2 separate regions of the Homo sapiens genome follow, and region 1 is linked to region 2. Evidence: chromatin contacts called from ENCODE Hi-C or POLR2A ChIA-PET data. All regions are on one chromosome and are shown on one strand. The core of a region is the stretch at or near the end of the contact, and the rest is flanking DNA. Distances in the headings are between cores, read along the strand shown.

The links. Hi-C counts contacts between places; a loop is a spot of excess contacts on that map. ChIA-PET counts read pairs that join two places held with the same protein, here RNA polymerase II (POLR2A). Pooled maps may share reads with other maps.
Region 1: a map of posterior vena cava shows a loop between it and region 2 (2.6-fold over the local background). The contact joins two enhancer-like sites. A Hi-C loop is called at or near these places in 1 of 168 maps with a recorded cell type or tissue (posterior vena cava) and 4 of 50 pooled maps. POLR2A ChIA-PET finds 5 or more read pairs at or near these places in 3 of 52 experiments (CD4-positive, alpha-beta memory T cell, OCI-LY7 and activated T-cell).

What each region holds. Positions count from the first base shown.
Region 1 is chr7:37,406,883-37,414,273 of GRCh38, forward strand. All of the region lies in intron 1 of ELMO1 (engulfment and cell motility 1), which reads right to left. Among named protein-coding and RNA genes, the nearest start is that of ELMO1, 38 kb to the right of the region's middle. Within about 2 kb of position 2,114, at least 4 of the 41 ENCODE cell types and tissues checked have a DNase peak (open chromatin) inside an H3K27ac peak, as active enhancers do.
Region 2 is chr7:37,312,764-37,319,971 of GRCh38, forward strand. It overlaps ELMO1 (engulfment and cell motility 1), which reads right to left. Exons shown (of 22, transcript NM_014800.11): 3 at 3,157-3,197; 4 at 2,087-2,159. Among named protein-coding and RNA genes, the nearest start is that of ELMO1, 130 kb to the right of the region's middle. Within about 2 kb of position 3,793, at least 6 of the 41 ENCODE cell types and tissues checked have a DNase peak (open chromatin) inside an H3K27ac peak, as active enhancers do.

The DNA of each region.
Region 1 (7,391 bases), core at 864-3,363, 92 kb after region 2:
CCACATTCACTCTTCAGATAGGCAAAGATGAAAGAATTCATCAGTATTAACTGTCAGTAAGAATTTGTAGTAAACAGAATCACATACACTGCTGAATTGGAGGGTAAATTAATATAGCCTGTGTGGAGAACACTTTGGTAATTTATAATAGCGTTGAAAAAACTTACAGCTATACAAAATCTGCACGCATGTTTACAGTAGCCTAACATATACTTGACAAAACTCAGAAGCAACTAAGATGTCCTTCAACAGGTGAGTGAATAAACAATGGTACATCCACACAATGACACAGTATTGGGAGATAAAAAGAAATGAACTATCATGCCATGAAAGAACATGGATGAGGGTCTGGCGCGGTGGCTCACGTCTGTAATCCTAGCACTTTGGGAGGCCGAGGTGGGCAGATCACGAGGTCAGGAGTTCAAGACCAGCCCGTCCAACATGCTGAAACCCCGTCTCTACTAAAAATACAAAAATTAGCCAGGCGTGATGGTGGGTGCCTGTAATCCCAGCTACACAGGAGGCTGAGGCAGGAGAATCACTTGAAACCAGAAGGCGGAGGTTGCAGTGAGCTGAGACTGCACCACTGCATTCCAGCCTGGGCGAAAGAGTGAAACTCCATCTCAAAAAAAAAAAAAAAAGAACATGGATGAATCTTAAGTGCTATTTCTAAGTGAAGGAAGCCAGCCTAAAAAGGCCACAGACTGATTCCAACTATATGTCATTCTGGAAAAGGCAAAACTATAGAGACAATAAAAACATCGGTAGTTGCCAGCAATATGCAGTGAGAGAGGGATGCATTTGTGGACTGCAGGGGATTTTTAGGACAGTAAAATTCTTTTGTATGACAGAATAATGGTGGATAAACGGCATTATGCATTCGTTCAATCTCATAGAACTGTAAAAAACAAAAAGTAAACCCTAAGGCAAACTATGAACTTCAATGAATAATAATGTATCAATATTGGCTCATTGCTTGTAACAAATGTTAATAAGAGGGAAGCCCTGCTGGGGAAAGAGAGGATATGGAAACTGTACTTTGTGCCCAATTTTTCTGTAAACCTAAAATTTCTCTTAGAAAAAAATTGATTAATTTTTAAAATATTTATTAATTTTAAAAATAGTAACTTCAAAAAATTGTGTCAAGTCTGTAAGTGAATTTTACATTGGTAAAGAACATTGAATACCACAATAAACATATACAGTAGCATTGGATTTTATATCCACACTATATTTGTAACCTTGTGTTCCCCATACTAAAGAAATAGCTATCATGCAGCAAGGGTTCAATAAAATAATGCTTGTGAAACTGCTCTGAAAGCAATAGAAAGCCTGGCAGAGGTTTAATTCTAATCACAACCGGTTACACAATAGATATACATAATGAAGTTGAAACCCCCAGGAAGAATCTGGGCAGTCTGGCTACCTGATTGTGCATCACTGTCTAAGACACATTGGAAAAAAGATGACAAAGAACTCAGATAAGCCCCTACGCTCTGTCTTTCCAATGCATTTCAACGAGATTCTGCTGTTGGTAGGAAGTGGAAAAAATAACCGCAGAGCAACATTGGCACTACTGTGTACACTGCAGCGTTAGTCACAATAGCCAGGAGGGAGAAGCAGTCTAAATATTCATTAATAGATGAAGGGATAAAGAAACGGTAGGAATATACATGCAATGGAATATTATTCAGCCTAAAGCAGAAGGAGATCTTGTCATGTGCTACAACTCAGATAAACTTTGAGGACATGATGCTAAGTGAGGTAAGCCGGCCACAAAAAGACCCATGCTGCATGGTTATACTTCTAGGGATTATTTAAAGTAGTCAACCTCTTAGAAACATAAAATACAGTGGTAGTTGCCAGGGGCTGGGGAGAAGGGAAAGGGGAAGTCGTTTTTCAGTGGGTATAGATTTCCAGTCACTCACAATGAAAAAGCTCTAGAGATCTGCTGCGTAAGAATGTGCATATAGTTTATGCTATTGTGCTGTATACTTCAAATGGTGAAGTTGTAAATTTTGTGTTGCTTTTTACCACATGCAAAAAAATTGTTTTAATAAAATAACAGCCCTGAGCATGACTTTCACAGAATAATCTGGAAGTTTAAACATTGTTTACACATCGGGCCATGGCACCGAAAGCCTAAGTGAAACTCTGAAACAACGGAAAGCACAGAGTTCAGAACAAACTCAGCACAATATCAGCAGAAAGGTGATCCGGAAGCTGACACACAGCAGAGTTTTGCAAGTGAAAAAAAAAAAAAAGTGAACAAAATTCCTAAAACCTACTGGATGCCAAAAGTTCGTGGGTAGCTTTTTAGGTTCTGACCTTACTTTGAACTAATGCTGACATCTATTAAATAACTTCCCTTAACTAGTGATAATAATGAAGAGAGCTATCATTAACGGGTCACTAGTTTTATGCTGATTTATATGTATCATTTCATCGACTCCTCTTAGCAACTTTATATGGCAAGTGTCCTGGCTGTGTACTGCTGTGTAACAAACTATCTCCAGACTTACTGGCTTCACACAACAACAATCACTTCATTTTTCTCATGAAACTACCATTTGGGCAGGGTTGGGTAAGTATGGTTTGTCTATGCTCCATGCACAGTCAGCCAGGGCAACTCAACTGGGGCTTGCTGGGGGATCCACTTGTAAGATGGTCACTCATATGGCTGGAAAGTTGAGGCTAATTGTTAGATGGGAACTCAGCCAGGCCCGTGGGCCAGAGGCCTCAATTCCTCCCACTTGGGACTCTCCACGGGCTGTTTGGGCTTCTTCACAGCATGGTGGCTGGGTTCCAAGAGCTACACTGCAGAGCAAGATGGAGGTGAATAACATTTTTATGATGTAGCCTTGCAAGCCATATAGTATCACTTCTGCTATGCTCTGTTGGTCAAAGCTGTCACAACATTCCACTCAAGATCAAATGGAAGGAACATAAACCCTATTGCTAGATGGCAGGAGTTTCACAGGGATATTGTAAGATCATGTATGATAAAAGATACTGGCATGACCATTTTGGACAATACAATCTACCACAGTAAATATTATCATTATAATCCCCATTTTGCAAGCAGGAAAACTGAATCTTGAAAAGGTAATTATCTCCCTCCTTCCCGCAAAGTCACATAGCTATTAAGCAACGAAGCCAGGATCCAAAACCAGATATATCTGACTCCCAAGTCAGAACCCTTAACTACTATGACTATTTTGCTTCCGACTTCCTTTACAATTCCTGCTGTAATTGCTCTAGCTCAGAGAGTCTCTAACTTCTTTGCATAGGCAGGATTATTTTATGTAATTGACATGAAAAAAAATGAACTCCCCAGTACTATTGCAGTTTGGTGACTGACACATAGAAAGCTCCCTAAAGTTTTGCTAAATTAGATGTGTCTTCTCTCCTCTACTAAAGTATAATCTCCTTGAAAGAAAAAAACAAGTTTAGTAAAACCTGGTATCCACATAAAATTTAATTCAGTTCCTTGATCACAGCAAGGGTTCAGTAAATGCTTATTTGAAATGTATCTACTTGTCTTCATGTCTTTCTCTCCAACCCTCCCCACAACCCCATACTGTGAGCCACTAAAAAGCAGGGACAGAGGGCCAGATGCCTCAGTTCCAGTAACCTTCTGCTCTAGCCCCTCCCACCCCTTAACACACACACAGCCCTACACAGTGGGTCTTCTACAAATGTTATAATGAACAAATGAATGAATAAATGACATACATGGATGAAAATGAAATGAACAGTAATCCAGATTTCTAATCACTTTCTCCATTCAAACAAGGGAAAACTAATACAATGAGAAAAACTAGGGCCCATCATAGAGCCTGCTGGCCTACCCCTAAAGGAAGGCAACCTGACACATTTTGGTAGAGAAACAAAAAACAGTGGGTTTCCTGTTGGAGAAAAAAACTGCAAAGGGAAGAAGACATGAGTGGAAAGAGTTTTTAGCTAACTAAAGAAAAGGATGCAATTCATGAGCTATATGCTGTGACACTTTTTGTCACCCTCCCTCTGTGGATCCTGGGGTCAGTGCAGAAGGCATCAGGATAGAGGAGGAAGAGAATTAATGTTTACTGCACACCAGGCACTCTGCTAAGTAAGAGTTTGGCTTTTACTCCCACTTACACATTTTCATAATAAAACCCGGAACAGCAAGAACAGGAAGTAGGAACAAGAAGTAGTATAACATTTTCCTGGTTCTCAGAAAACCATTTTAAGAAATAATTATGGAGATGTAGCAACTAATTCTACCTTACCAATATTCTAAATGGGAAGTCCCACAGATATTAATACTGGATTGTTAGTGGATAAATTCAAGGAGCAATATTATTCCCTGTCCACATCTTAGCAAACAAAGTTCCCTCTCTTTCATTTACCGCTAGCCGTTGGTTTCTTCTAGTTTTTCAACATCCTACAACACTTTATTTTAAAACGAAATCACTGTAACAAGCTATTATGCTCTTTCTTTTCCAGGAACAAGTGGGTACAATAAATTGTAGCAGTGATGAAAGTGGAAAGTGACAGTGGAGAAAAATTAATATCCTCGTGCTTTTCATCCTCAAAATTCTTTAAATAAAATTTAATTTTCTGGCTATTGCCCTTTAAGTGTGCTAAGTTAGAGAGAGAGAATGTATTCAGCTTTTCCAACTTCTCTATTGTATTAGAGGGTCCCTTTTCATACAGTCTACAGAAATGGCCATACAGTCCACAGAAATGGCATTTTTGTGTGTGTGCGGGGCCAAGGAAGAAGGGGGAGCCTCAGAAGTGTATTGTTATGTTGAGAAAACTAATATTCATATGACTAATGAGCATATTTTTTCCTGATCTGGTTCATAAACTTTTTCCGTTATTCTGGTAATTATCAAAGACACTTAATTCAGAAGCATCACATTCTCCACTTCTCAGAACTCTGCCTCCCACTCCAGCAGGAACGTCATGTCAGATCACATGGTCATGGAGGGCTTCAGCTTTGATACTGCTGAGAATGGTGGCTCATGTCTTTCACTGCTTTAAACACAGTGTTATGGTTCAGTACAAGTACATATTTAATTAATATGCTCCACAGAGGAGAAAATTCTGTTCAAATTAAAGTCCCTTCCTCACGCTCAACTACTTCCTACCTCTGCTCTCTCTCACACACACACAAAAACACACACACACAAAATGTTTTGGAAGAAATTATTCTAACCATCATTCAGTGCTACACATCATCATTCAAACTATGTGTTTATAATTCAGAAAATAATTCTTACAATTATATTTTGCAAAACAACATGAAATCCTTTTGTTCTTTCTTCAAAGGAACAACTGAACTCCAAAAGAAAAAAATCACAGGAAGGAATGGATGGGTCCATGAAATGGCTTCCAGAGAGTTCTATTCTCAGGAGCCAGGGCGTTTGTGGGGTCCTCCTGGACACTGAGGAAAGGCTGTGCCAGCCCCCTTCACCACCACCTCAGCCTGAGCCCCTGACTTCTACTTTATCTGTCTTCTATAGGAGGCTTCTGTGGTAAGATGTCTCTTGGATAAATTGCCAATTTCTACTTTAAATGACTAGTTTAACAGATGAAGACATCATATATACCATAGTTTACCAATCAAAAAACTACAGTGTGCCAACTACTGTAGTTAAACACTGTGCAGACACAACAACTAAAGAAAAACTAATGCAACCATCATTTTAGCTTGTCATTTTTTTTCAAGAATGTATTGGTTTTAAAACATGGGTGCATATCCTTGGATGCTCCTCCCCTTAAAAGGTGAACCCTCTTCCCCTAGACCCACCTTAGTGACTCCTCTCTAACATGCAGAGTGTGTGGGAAGCTATGCTATGTGATTTCAAAGGCTAGGTCAGAGAAAAAAGATGCCACATGATTGTCTCTCCCTGAAACTTTCACTCTGGGGGAGGCCAGACCCCATGTCATAAGGACACTCAAGCAGCCCTAAGAGACATCCACAGCCAGCAGCAGCTTGTCAGCCACAGGAGCACATCATCTTGGAACAAGTCCTCCAGCCCCAGTCCAGCCTTCAGATGACTGCAGCCCCAGCTGACATCTGACCACCACTTCACAAAGGACCCTTAGCCAGAACCACCTGGCTAAGCTGCTCCTGGGTTCCTCAACCACTAAAATTATGAAAGAGAATAAATTATTCTTGTTGGGTCAAGCCACTAAGTTTTGTGGTGATTTGTTAAACAATAATAAGTCACTAATAGGAGACATAACTTGACCAAATTTTTTTTTTGTTTTTTTTAATTTTAACTGCTTCACAACATTTAGGCTCAAGATTCTTAATACTTGCTCTGTCTGAAATCCTCCCTCTTCTCCCTTCCCCTTGCACACAAGACTTTCCTCATCTCTCCAGGAATCTTTCCTTGCCTCCTCCAAGCCCAACAGCCCTTTTTCCAAGCCTAGCTTTCCTCTTCGTCCTTTGTATTGTGGTTATTTGTGTGTCTGTCTCATCTCCCTGACCAGACTGAAAGACCAGGAAGGCTAAGGAAGTCTTGTTCAACTTTGAATCCACAGAAAATACCTTACACATAGTGGGCTTTTGGTTGATTTACTGAACAAAAGAAGAAAATACCAGTTGGTACAACCTGGCAAGCAGGACAATCACCAAATGAACCAAACTGTCTGAAGATATTTTTCACTTCTCAGAAGAAATCCCCTTGGCCAAAAATGAGCATCCAGGTAACATGCAAAGTATGCCCTTAGCTCTCTTTTTCTTGCCATCTAAAGTTCCAGCATGTCACTCAGGAAAACACCCTTCAGCACTTTCCTTTTTTGGGGGCAGTTGTGGGGGAGACAGAGTCTTGCTCTGTCACTCAGGCTACAGTGCAGTGGCGTGATCTCAGCTCACTGCAACCTCTGCCTCCTGGGTTCAAGCAATTCTTGTGCCTCCGCCGCCCAAATAGCGGGGATTACAGGCGCACACCACCACGTCTGGCTAATTTTTGTATTTTTAGTAGAGATGGGGTTTTGTCACGTTGCCTATTCTGGTCTGGAACTCCTGGTCTCAAGTGATCTGCCTGCCTCGCCCTCCCAGAGTGCTGGGATTAGGGATGTTAGCCACCACACCAGGCCACTTCAGCATGGCAAGAACAGAGGGAAACTGTGAAGTAGCAAAGTGAAAAGGTATATGACAGAAGTCAATTTACCTCCACTTTAATATCAAAATAATATTTTAATATAATTAATATCATTTAATATCAAAATAATATTGAGTGAATGATTCCATAATGAATCATGGAATTCATTTGAATGATTCATTCCATTCATTTTCCACTAAGAAAATTAGAAAACATTATTTGATATTAGCAGCCAACATCCATATCTTATCAGGTCTGTGGGATTGGTAATGGGAAATTGAAATATGCTAA
Region 2 (7,208 bases), core at 2,543-5,042:
ACAGCCAGAACTATTCACGACTCAACAGCTTTTTTACCACAACCCAGGGTAAATCACCAGTGTAATCTACATGTATTATACATGTGGGTAGGTGGAACAAATATTTCACAAGCAACACAGGAGATATACTCTGACCTAATCTACTCTACTATGTTCCAGTGTTTAATGCTCTGACAACTAACTGAATTGATTTCACTACTCACTAACTGGTATGAATGAAATGATGGCAATACCTTTAACTGCTATCATTTAACTTGGATTTCTATATAACCTCTTTAATCTCACAAAGAATAGCATGCAAATTATATAGATGCAGTATAAAATAAATGAAAAACATTAAGAAACTGAAGCAAAGGGAAAATAGAGACAGGAAACTAAACGTTTAAGTCAAAGGAATCAAAGGTAAACTTAATATACAAGGCATGCCAGGAAATCAAGTTCACTTGTTAACTCCCAGCTTTGTTTTTTCTTTTTCTCTCGAGATGGAGTCTCGCTCTGTCGCTCAGGCTGGAGTGCAGTGGCACGATCTCTGCTCACTGCAACCTCCGCCTCCCAGGTCCAAGTGATCCTCCCACCTCAGCTTCCCGAACAGCTTGGATTACAGGCGCCCATCACCATACCCAGCTAATTTATGTATTTTTAGTAGAGACGGGGTTTCACCATGTTGGCCAGGCTGATCTCGAACTCCTGACCTCAAGTGATCTGCCGCCCTTGGCCTCCCAAAGTGCTGGAATTACAGACGTGAGCCACCGCACCTGGCCCAGTTCCCAGCTTTGTAACAATCAATGTTACAAAGAAACATTTGACGTGAAGAAGAAAACAGCATCAGTTACAAAATTCCCAGTGTTCATCTGGGAAGAACGAAGCAATTTCTGAGAAGCATTCAGGCCTTTGAGGCCTCTCTCCTGCTGAACTGAATGCCCTCCCTCCTTCTTTGGGGTAGAGCAAGGGAGTCCTAAGGGGAAGTAGAACCCTTGTTACTGCCTCCACCTTCTACCACCACCTGATTCATGGATAAAATTACAGTCACTCTAGGGACTACTGACTGGGACAAAGCCTGCAAGACACTGAAGCCTGAGGCCACCCGATTCTCCCTCCTTCAAGAGTACTTTGTACTCACTTCTGTTTCAGCACTGGCCACCTTGTTATAATGACAGCTGTTACCAGGGCTGTTCCTTCCCTCCCTGCTGGCCCCCAAGATTATCAGTTTAGAAGACAAAACTGGCTCATATGCATTTCAGTGAGCTCAACCTAAAGTTGTGTCGGATGCGAAACTATTGTGGAAATTCCAAAAGACAAAAATCAAAGAAGCACAAAAGTCTAAACTTGCTTCTTGTAGAATCAAGTATGAAGCATTAGTCTAACCATTTGTCCTCAATGACTCAGTGTCGTACCTGTTAACCAAAGCCAGTATTTTTATAGCCCAGGTTAGTCTTAAGGAAGAAATCCTAAACAGATGTAATGTGCATGGCTCAGTTCCTGGCATGCAGTATGCACTCAATAAATTCCAGTGTGCCCTTCCTCTATCAGGGATCTTGTACATATTAATTTTACTTGCTCCCAGGGCCATTGCTGTCTTCACAAATCCCTCCTTCTCCTTTAATCTTGCTAAAAAAGATTTAAAATCACCCAAGGAGAGAGCTGGGTTCCCAAGATTCATAGAACACTCTTAGTGCCTACATACATAATTCCACATTTGAAAAGGTTTCTTGTCATTATTTCACGTACTTTAAGCAAGGGTTAGAGGCTACTTTGAAAAAAACAAAATCTGAGAAAGGAAAACCCAACTAAGTCATTAAGTATCAAATAAATTCTTTAACCAAGCAGTAAGAGAGACATATTCACTGTTAGAAGGCAACTGCAGTTGCTAAACAAGACACGAAACATATTTGGTCTTTACTCTTGAGCTGGCAAATATCATCTTGTGGATTCTAAAGTAGCAGTTGTTTGCTTTACAGACTCTATTTTCGTGGATAGTAGAGACCTAAAATTTAGACCTGCATGTCTAGGCCCGAACAAAGAAAACATCATCATGATTTACTTTCCTTCAATATGTATCCCATATTAAATAATGTAGTTGACCTACCTTTTCTGTGATATAGAAGTTTGAACTATCGGCATGCTGGAGTGCAAAATATTCATGGTTGGCAAGAGACCACCTTAAAAATACAAGCGTATACTGATTAGAAAAATGAAAGTGGCCATTTTCATTTTTACAATTTTTTAGTGTTGGATGAACTAAGCACCCTGTGATTGGAATTGGACCAATCCCAACATATACCACAATGCAGTTCCTAAAGCAAAATGACTTTAGCCTACCTTCCATTACCCTGAGACCAATCATTTCATGTGTAGACTGTCTAGACCTGATGCTAGGCCTACTGCTCACCTTTAAGCAGTTCATCCTCAAGGCTTGGTGTGGGAGATTTAAATACAAATCTTTACAATTCTACTTATTTTAAGGGATTGAAGCAAAGAAAGAAAAACAAAGAAAATAAATGCAATTTAAGTTTTTGAAAGTTGGCACATTTTAATTGTCTCTGTATTCTACAATCCCCTATCAGTATAGTTGATGCAGATTGAAACACTCCAATTAAGTACTCTAGACCTTATATAAATTTCAGTTAACACAACTATTTTCACAGTTCTGGTTTAAAAAAAAACAAAGTCATGCAGCTACCATATATACATTTCCTTTGTATTCTTTAGAGCAGCCACAAAGAAGTAGGAAAGTCATATCAGTGTGAGATCCCACGGAGCAGCACAATTACCCACTGCCTTGTCTGTTCAATTCTTTCATCCTCTATGGGGACCTGAGTGGTCCTCTCAGTTTATACCAGATCAAGTGTATACTGTGTCCTCAAAAACCTTTAGAGTACTCCCTGCTAGGTAGGACAAAAGGAACACAACTTCCTAAAATAAATAAAGCCAACCCCACTGTGCACATAACAGCCATTTCACACTTTCTGCTCTTTGAGGACTAATGGTGAATTCTGTTGGAAAAGGGTGTGATATTCCTACACAGTAATTCTTATTGACTTTGAGCAAGTCAGTGGGTGACTTATGAATAATATTTTACTATCCTACTGGAAATATATTATTTGCTTGTCAATTTATCAACTAGAATGCCTTAGATAAATCCTGAGTAACACTTACCCATCACAGACTTCCTTTATTATTGCAGACAGTGGTTTTTTCTGCAAAATAACAAAAAAGGAAATACTTGTTAGTTTCGTTTCATCATTTTAAATTAAAAAAAAGAAGAAGCTTCATAAAAAGATTATCTAAGCAAAGAGAATTTACATTTGCTATTCTTAGTTGTTGTCAATGAGTCTCTTATTTTTCTCAAGGTAACAATCTACCAGCTGTCACCACCAAATTTATTAATGATTTATTACCCCTGTGGTCCTTTTTTCTATACTTAGCATATTAGTTGAACAAAATATGCATCATATTTAATTTAGCCACACTGAAATTAGGGTGAAAATATAACTTTGTTCAAAGATCTCACAGAAAATGGAAGCCCATGAGGCCAAGTCAAAACCAGAATCCCTCAGGAGTAGTACATGAATCAGGCAAGCTGCAGTTTGGCTTCATGCAAAAAGCCTGGATTCATGATATTTTTATAAGAACATGTGGCAAATGGAAAATGAGGTGTTACGAAATGGTTCTTACAAAGTACATAGAATTCTTCCCCTGATGATGGCCCCAATAAATGCCAATCATGCAGCAGCTTGAGCCAGACACACTCCAGTAATGCGACCATGACACCATGTGCCCTGGTGTCAACTGGCGGGTGACTACAGCTGTTCTGTTGTGCCTAACAGCCACACTTGTGCTCCGCCTGCCCCCAAGATAGAAGGAATGCAGCAGAGAGACACACCAGCTCTCCCAGAGATGTGGAAACTCTTCCTGTTTTGGATGCAAACAAGACCCTGTCTGTCTCTAGGATGGGGAGTATCATGTCAACCCAAAGAACAAATCACAGACAAGAAATGAATGAGGAAGAGAAGATGAGAAATCAGAGATGGACAATACATGGTCCTGGATTTTCAGATACAAAACCATAAAAAAGCTGTCTACATATAAGCAGGTTTTACTCCTGTCTATATGAAGGGCAATGTGGTATCTGCGAAGAGATTCTGAATCCAATAGATCAGTTCAAATCCAGCTCTATCAGCTTGTTTGCAGCGTAAGTAACCGCAATTTTCTTCATTTGCTGAACCCCAGTTAGTTTATCTGTAAAATGGCAATAGGTTCTACCTACCCCTCAGGCTGTTATAAAAATTAAATTATATTAATTATATTAAATTAATACAAAGGGCAAAAGACTTCAAAAAAGGATTAGGACTCCTGAAAGGGCTCCATTTCCTCCTTGCATCCTCACCCTTGGACGTGATGCTATCTACGCCTGCTCCATTGGTGAATTCTGAACACCGTTTGTATAGTCCTCTCCAAGGGCCTCCCTAACCCCTGCTAAAGGCCCAGTTCAGTGTACGGTGTCCCTCCAGTGAACTCTCTCCCACTGGAGCTCAATCCTCTATGAGCACATTCACTACCACGTGTGCAGAAGAATGTCTGTCTTCGCCTACAACTATAAACACACTTGGAGGTGTTTGTTGCAGCACTATTCACAATATCCAAGATTTGAAAGCAATCTAAGAGTCCATCAACAGATGAATGGATAAAGAAAATGTGGAACATATACACAATGAAGTATTCAGCCATAAAAAGAATGAGATCCTGTCATTTGCAATAACATGGATGGAACTGGAAGCCATTATGTTAAGTGAAATAAGCCAGGCACAGAAAGACAAACATCACATGTTCTCATTTATTTGTGGGATCGAAAAATCAAAACAATTGAACTCATGGAGATAGAGAGTAGAAGAATGGTTACCAGAAGCTGTGAAGGGTAGTGGCAGGGTTTGTGGGAGAGGTGGGGATGGTTAATGAGTTCCAAAAAAAAATAAAGAATGATAAGACCTAGTATTTGGTAGCACAACAGGGTGACTATAGTCAATAATTTAATTGCACATTTTAAAATAACTAAAACGGTATAACTGGATTGTTTGTAACACAAAGGATAAATGCTTGACGGGATAGATACATCATTTTCCACAATAAAATTATTATATATTCCATGCCTGTGTCAAAACATTTCATGTAACCCACAAATACATATACCTACTAAGTACGCACAAAAGTTAAAAAAATAAATGAATGCGGTTGGAGAGAAAAGGAAACCTAGAATTACTGAGGAGCAGAAAGATGGTGGGGGTATTCCTTATATCCTGAATCTGTCCTCTAGAATAAGATGACAATGGCAATTGGGTTCTACTGTAGTTACATGTTACATAAGTCCTAGGCCTTTGCAAGAAGCTGTCCACTGTTTATGGCTCTTGCTGTGAGCTGAGGAACAAATGTGTTCGCTCAACCAAATGACAAAGGAACTTCAGAAACAAAACTTATTTCCATAAGACAAGAATTTTGCCCTTCCAGCTGCCAGAGATCCCTGTAGGCCATCGATCTGTGATTACTTATCAGAGAATCTCCCCAAATTTCACTTCATGCACCCTCAAAAATGAAACATAAATAACGGAGCCAGGTTTTAGTCTTAAATTACATTGAAACAAAAAGTCAGGCCAAGAAGGTATTGTTGAGGTAGGAGAAGGCATCAAAAGCAACTGCTCCCAGATTTAGACTTAGAGACTGAAGTCTCAGAGGAATTACTTGGATTTTAATTCAGGTCTGATTCATAGATAGAGAATCAAGTTTTAAAAGACAGAGGTCTCTAGGGTACTATTATACCTAGAACATAATGAAGTTGGATATATGAAAGGAATAAAGACCACAGATGCACAAAGCTTAGAGACTTAACAGACAAAGATGAAAGAAAAACTAAACCACAGAGGAAAAAGAATTATAGTTGAGTGAACACCCATAGGTTAGCCTAGCCAATCAAAATGAGTGTTACATAATGGTGGGCCCCTCCATTCTTCCATCTACCCCAATCAAACATTAGCCCTCACCACCCAAAAACTAATTCCAATAACCTTTTCACCGGTCTTACTTTCCTTTTCCTGTCTGCCTTATTTGACACTGTTACTACTTCCTTCTTTTTGAAACCCCCTTTCCAGAGCTTCTATGATATAGCGCAATATTTTCTTCATTCTCCTACACATATAACTAATCCTTCAATGAAGTCCAACAAATCCTTCATAGTTGCTCTTTTACCTGTAGCTCTCTAATTCCAGATTTCTTTTCTCCTCTTTTCTGCTTTTATTTAATCAGTCAGTTCCTCATGGATCTCATTCTCTTCAACTGTCCTAAGTCTACAGCTGTAGCCCCACTCTCTTGCAAATCTCTAACAGTCTGTTAGACAGAACATTTTAACTCTCCTGCAGGTATCTTATTAAAAGTGGAAACAAAAATCATCACTTTCACATTCCCTACCCCTCAATCTACCCAACGGTAGCACACATCCCTCAGATCCCACACCTGATTCTGCCACGACTTCTCTGCCCTCATTATGGCACCACTACTGCCCAGGAGTCTCGTTAACCTTTATGTCTTCACTCTTCAGATATAAGGTGCTAACAGGTTATGTAGCTGTTTCCTCTGTGATGTCCACAGCATTGCTTCTCACCGCCTAACTCTTCTTCTGAACTCCTGACTCTCCTCATTCCAACTCCTGCCATCAAATAGATCTTTGAGCGTACACCCCAATCTCATCACCCTTAATTCTGCTTCCTCTGACCCAGCACCCTTTCCTGAGTACCAGCCCATCATTAATAACTATTTGCCATGAATTTCCAATCAACTGCTTCCCTAGCGAATCAACCCAAAATCGTACCTTCCATCAGTTCCTACACTCAACTTGCCTACTTTCAGCAGATCTTTGAGGCACATTTCTAGCGAACTTGTCCTTGTCTTCTCTTTCTTCCTTAATACATTCTGTGACATACACATTTACAAGACACTAAGTCTCATCACTACTTCTTCCACAACCTCTCTCCCTTTTTATCTTTCCAGACCTTTCCTACCACCTTTGTTCTAAAGATCCCATCACCAGGTCCCTGCAGATAAGTCTCCACATCTCCAATTTTTTTTTCTCCAATCCCCATGTCAACTATAAATACACAAAATTAGACTTTCCCCACAAACTTTGCTCATATTACTCGTTTGCTCCAATAAAAGTGTAAGTC